Regions from separate parts of the Homo sapiens genome. Here region 2 is linked to region 1. A link is an interaction called in ENCODE POLR2A ChIA-PET data of the cell type or tissue named here. Cell type or tissue: K562. All regions are shown on one strand. Links, peaks and the distances in the headings refer to the core of each region. The heading gives the core; the rest is flanking DNA.

The links. ChIA-PET counts read pairs that join two places held together with the same protein. Peaks named below come from ENCODE experiments on the same cell type or tissue, not always from the same donor. Only the 100,000 strongest peaks of a DNase experiment are listed, where the experiment ranks them.
Region 2: POLR2A ChIA-PET joins it to region 1 with 5 read pairs; 7 of 35 experiments call an interaction of 5 or more read pairs at or near these places.

What each region holds. Positions count from the first base shown.
Region 1 is chr2:96,875,349-96,878,116 of GRCh38, reverse strand. It overlaps FAM178B (family with sequence similarity 178 member B), which reads left to right. Exons shown (of 17, transcript NM_001122646.3): 16 at 75-227; 17 at 1,809-2,232. The coding sequence ends at 1,841. Among named protein-coding and RNA genes, the nearest start is that of SEMA4C, 6.7 kb to the right of the region's middle. RefSeq lists enhancers at 1,556-2,316, 2,317-2,768. In K562, for the core only: no CTCF peak of the experiment used is centred there; DNase peaks (open chromatin) are centred at 1,470 and 2,503.
Region 2 is chr2:96,775,502-96,778,517 of GRCh38, reverse strand. The region is part of intron 1 of CNNM4 (cyclin and CBS domain divalent metal cation transport mediator 4); the gene reads right to left. Among named protein-coding and RNA genes, the nearest start is that of CNNM4, 16 kb to the right of the region's middle. In K562, for the core only: no CTCF peak of the experiment used is centred there; no DNase peak of the experiment used is centred there.

The DNA.
Region 1 (2,768 bases), core at 261-2,760:
TTCTCCTCCTGCCCGGCTTTGGATGTGCCTGGCTTGTGCTACACCCGCTTCTTGGCCTCCCTCCGCCTCCACAGGGCGAGCTGCAGCTGCTGTGCATGCAGTTGGACCGCCACATCAGCACGCAGATCCGGGAGAGCCCCCAGGCCATGCACCGCACCATGCTCAAGGACCTGGCTACCCAGACCTACATCCGTTGGCAGGAGCTGCTGACCCACTGCCAGCCCCAGGTGGTGCCCCCTCTAGCCCCCAGACCTGGGAGGGGCGGGAAGTGGTCAGGCAGGGCTGGCCAGAGCCACCAGCACATCCACCCCCGCTGCAGCTGCTGAGCTCCTGGCAGGGATATGGGTGGAGTGGGCATGTGGGGGAAGGGTGGGGACGCCTTGAGGGGCCTTCATCATTCTTATCAAGAATCCAGTGCCAAAGGCTGGGCGTGGTAGCTCACGCCTGTAATCCCAGCACTTTGGGAGACTGAGGCGGGCGGATCACAAGGTCAGGAGACCAGCCTGGCCAACATGGTGAAACCCGTCTCTACCAAAGATTAAAAAAATTAGCCGGGCGCGGTGGTGTGCGCCTGTAATCCCAGCTACTCTGGAGGCTGAGGCAGGAGAATCCCTTGAACCCAGGAGGCGGAGGTTGCAGTAAGCCCAGATCGTGCCATTGCACGCCAGCCTGGGCGACAGGGCAAGACTCCATCTCAAAAAAAAAAAAAAAAAATCCAGTGCCCAGGGTGGGTGCGGAGGGAAGGGGACACAGAGAAGCGCAGTCCTCAGGAAATGCAAAGAAAAGTCACCCTGGAGAGGGAAAAGTCTGGACCCAGAGTGCCAGTCTTTCATGAGCAGTGCCAGGAAGGGGCCCCAGCTGTTCACTTGTGCTGTGGGCCTGAAGCTGGTCTCCTGCTGTGTTAGGAGGAAGGCTCCCAGGCTGCCCTGGTCCTCTCCACTACACCCCCTACCCCCGCCGAGTTTTCTCAGAGCCTGTAGGTGTGATAGTCACAGCTAGTGTTTCTTGAATGAAGATCCGTTTCTCAAGAACCCACACAACCCCCATGAGGCAGGTGTTGTCAGGAGCCCATTTTACAGATGAGCAGACTAACCAGAGGCCCTGAGAGGCTCGGTGGCTTGCCCCCCATCACGCAGGCAGCTTGTGTGAATGTCAGAATCAGGGCATGAGCCAGCCTGACTCCCAAGCCTCTGACCTAACCAACTTCAGCCCCTGTGCTGGTGCCCTCCCTTCCGGCCCCATCTCTCCAACAAACAGCACCCTGCTGGGCTGGCTCGGGGTCTCCTCCCTTCCTGAGCCCCCAGTCCTCTATGGAGGGGCACAGGACCTGGTGAGGACCACCCCCCACCCCACCACCAGTGCCCCTCCTCTCCTAGCCTGCCTCTTCTTGACTCCTCTTTTGTCCTTCCCCTATAACCTCTGACTTAGGTCTGACACACTGGCCACAGGCTGTGGTTTGGGTCTCAGATTTCGCCAAGTCTCTGAGAAGGCTGGAGAACAAACCTCACCCTCACTCCCCAAGGAACTAGATCTCACCAGCCTCTGGTGGGAGCAGTGTGCTTGTCACGAGAAGAAGGAAAAGTGATTCAGGGCCTGGTAGAGGGGCCCTGGGAGACCACTTATACGGTCACGTAGCCTGATGACCGCTGTGTCCTCGCCAGTAGTGTGAACCCAGGCATCCTGCTCACTCGGCCCCTGGCATGAGCCTGCGATGGGTGCTGAATGGACACCGCCAGCCCGGGGAGCTGCAGGGCAGTGGGCAGCACCTGGGCCCAGGCCCTCACAGCCTGCTTTTCTCCTCGCCGCAGGCCCAGTATTTCAGCCCCTGGAAAGACATCTAAAGGGACAGGGTCAGGGCAGCCCAGGGCTCCTGGCTTCAGCAGGAAGTGAACAGGCTCAGGGAACTGGAGGAAGCGAAGCATCAAGGCCAGAGGAGGCCACATGCTGACCAGCCTGATGAGGCAAGAGCCTGCCCCTGCCACCGCCCCGACCCCTCTCCTCTCTGCAAGAGCCTGCCTCTGCCACCGCCCCGACCCCCTCTCCTCTCAGCAAGGGATGGGCCTCTCTGCCTCGCCCACCCCTCAGCCCTCCTCCCAGCCATCTCCTCTTCCCTAAGGCCTCTGTCTCCATAGCTCTGGTTTCCCTGGGCCTCAGTCCTCCCCACCCTCCTTCCTCTGTCTCCCTGTCACTAATGTGAGGTTTCTTTGTGCACATTAAAGTCTTCTTTCAGCATCAGTGGTTTAGAACACTTCCTTCAGTCCCTGTCCCGAGGGCTCATGCCAGCGTCCAGTCTCCTGATGCCTCTGCCTGTGTTTCGCTGGGTTCTTAGCTCGACAGTTACAGCACTGGGGCCCAGGCCCAGGTCCTGCCTGTAGCAGAGGGCTGTCTGCAAGTCCCCGGGGAGGGGCAGTGCTCCCTACAGCCCACTGTGGCCCAAGAGCTGTCAGAAACCCAGGAATGGGACGTTTGTTTGGACCCAGTCTGGGACCACTCCCCATTCCCCGCCCCTGCTGAGGAGGACGCACAGAGTGAGATGTGGATCAGGGCTGTAATTACACTTAATTCCATTTAGTGCTGAGCTCTGAAATCAACTCCCCAGCCTCAGGAGTGGGGGCAGTTCAGAAGACACTTCCAGATGCTGCTTTTGCTTTTCCTCCGACTTGCCCCAGATGAGTTCATGGGACCTGATCCCTAATAGGGTCCTAGGTATCTTTGACCTGAACCCCTTGAGAAGGGAGTGGTCCCTTTGTGCTCCAGGAGATCTACTT
Region 2 (3,016 bases), core at 256-2,755, 100 kb after region 1:
TGGTGCCATCTCGACTCACTGCAACCTCCACCTCCCGGGTTCAAGCAATTCTCTGTCTCAGACTCCGGAGTAGCTGGGATTACAGGTGCCCGCCACCATGCCCAGCTAATTTTTTTGTATTTTTAGTAGAGACAAGGTTTCACCATCTTGGCCAGGCTGGTCTTGAACTCCTGACCTTGTGATCTGCCTGCCTCGGCCTCCAAAAGTGCTGGGATTACAGGCGTGAGCCACTGCACCTGGCCCCTAGGAATAAATTTTTAAAGGGTCCAGATATACATAACTATATAAAGAATATATAGAATAAATAATATATAAATAACTCCTAAACATGGTTAAGAAAAAGGCAGAGAGGGTAAGGCACGGTGGCTCACACCTGTAATCCCAGCACTTTGGGAGGGCAAGGTGGGCAGATCACTTGAGTTCAAGAGTTCAAGACCAGCCTGGGCAACATGGTGAAACCCCACCTCTACAAAATATACAAAAATTAGCCAGTCATGGTAGCATGTGCCTGTGATCCCAGCTACTTGGCGGGCTGAGGTGGGAGGATTTCTTGAGCCCAGGAAGTCGAGGCTTCAGTGAGCCAAGATCGCACTACTGTGCTCCAGCCTGGGTGACAAAGCAAGATCCTGTTTCAGAAAAAAAAAAAAGGCAGAGAGTTCAAGACCAGCCAAGGCAACACAGGGAAAACCCTCTCTCTACAAAAAATACACAAAGTTGGCCAGGCGTGGTGGCTCACTCCTGTAATCCCAGCACTTTGGGAGGCCAAGGCAGGTGAATCACCTGAGGTCAGGAGTTCAAGACCAGCCTGGCCAACACAGTGAAACCCCATCTCTACCAAAAATATAAAAAATTAGCCGGGTGTGGTGGCACACGCTTGTAATCCTAGCTACTCAGGAGGCTAAGGCAGGAGAATCACTTGAACCCAGGAGGTGGAGGTTGCAGTGAGCCAAGATCGTGCCACTACACTCCAGACTGAGCAATAAAGCAAGACTCTGTCTCAAAGTAGCCAGGTGTGGTGGCGCACAGCTGTGGTCCCAGCTACTCAGGAGGTTGTAAAGTGGAATATATTGCTTGAGCCTGGGAAGTTGAAGCTATAGTGAGCCATGATTGCATCACTGCATCCAGCCTACGTGACAGAGAGACTGTATCTCAAAAAAGAAATAAAAAGGCAAGGCAAACCTCCTAGAAAACAGGCAACAGGCCGGGCGCAGTGGCTCACGCCTGTAATCCCAGCACTTTGGGAGGCCGAGGCGGGCAGATCACAAGATCAAGAGATTGAGACCATCCTGGCCAACGTGGTGAAACCCTGTTTCTACTAAAAATACAAACATTAGCTGGGTGTGGTGGCGCGCTCCTGTAGTCCCAGCTACTCGGGAGGCTGAGGCAGGAGAATTGCCTGAACCCAGGAGGCGGGGGTTGCAGTGAGCTGAGATTGCGCCATTACACTCCAGCCGGGGCAACAAGAGTGAGACTCCGTCTCAAAAACAAAAAAAAAAGAAAACAGTTAAGACACAAATAAAAAGAATAGTCAAATGGACAATAAGCATATAAAAATGTGCTCAATATCATAATTCACTAGGGAAATCTAAATTAAAACCACAATGAGGTGGGGCGCAGTGGCTCACGCCTGTAATCCCAGCACTTTGGGAGGCCAAGGCAAGGGGATCACAAGGTCAGGAGTTGGAGACCAGCCTGGCCAATATGGTGAAACCCCATCTCTACTAAAAATACAAAAAAATTAGCCTGGTATGGTGGCTCATGCCTGTAATCCCAGCTACTCAGGAGGCTAAGGCAGGAGAATTGCTTAAACCCATGAGGCAGAGGTTGCAGTGAGCCGAGATGCATCACCGCACTCCAGGCTGGGCGAGAGAGCGAGACTCCATCTCAAAACCACAATGAGGGGGATGAAAAGAGGTTTATTAATGGGTACAAATATACACTTAGAAGAAATAAGACCTGGTGCTCCATAGATCAGTAGGTGATAATGGTTAACATTAGTCAATTTTACATTTCAAAATAACTAGGAGAGAATAATTCAAATGTTCCAAGCATAAAGAACACATAACTATTCAAGGTGATGAATATCCCAATTACCCTGATTTGATTACATGAATCTATCAAATTATCACATGTACTGTGAAAATAGCTATTATGTATCAATAAAAGTAAATTAAAAAAAAACACAATGGCGGCCGGGTGCAGTGGCTCACGCCTGTAATCCCAGCACTTTCGGAGGCCGAGGCAGGTGGATCATGAGGTCAGGAGATCGAGACCATCCTGATCAACACGGTGAAAGCCCGTCTCTACTAAAATATAAAAAATTAGCCAGGCGTGGTGGTGTGCGGCCTGTGGTCCCAGCTACTTGGGAGGCTGAGGCGGAGGAATCACTTGAACCCGGGAGGTGGAGGTTGTGGTGAGCTGAGATCACGCCACTGCACTCCAGCCTGGGCAACAGAGCGAGACTCCACCTCAAAAAAAAAAAAAAAAAAACCACAATGGCACAGTGGCTCTGGCCTGTAATCCCAGCACTTTAGGAGGCCGAGGAGGGAAGATGGTTTGAGGCCAGGAGTTCGAGACCAGCCTGGACAACAATGCAAGACCACATTCTCTATACAAATTTAAAAATTAGCCAGGCGTGGTGGCCCACACCTGTGGTCCCAGCTACTTGGGAGGCTGAGGTGGGAGGACTGCTTGAGCCTGGGAGGTGGGGGCTGCAGTGAGCTGTGATCATGCTACTATACTCCAGCCTGGATGACAGAGAGACAAAACAAAAACAAAAACAAAACAAAAACAAAACACAGTGAGACACAACCATGCACACACCTTAATGGCAAACATTAAACACACATACACATACTTAACAATACCAGAGTTGGTAGGGATAGGAGTGAACACTGATACAAGCACTTTGTAAAACTCTCATCTCTACCATCCCTGTGCCTTAGCAATTCCGTTCCCGGGCATATTCCTAACAGAAATGCCTTCATACGTTCAGCAAGAGACATGCACAAGAGTG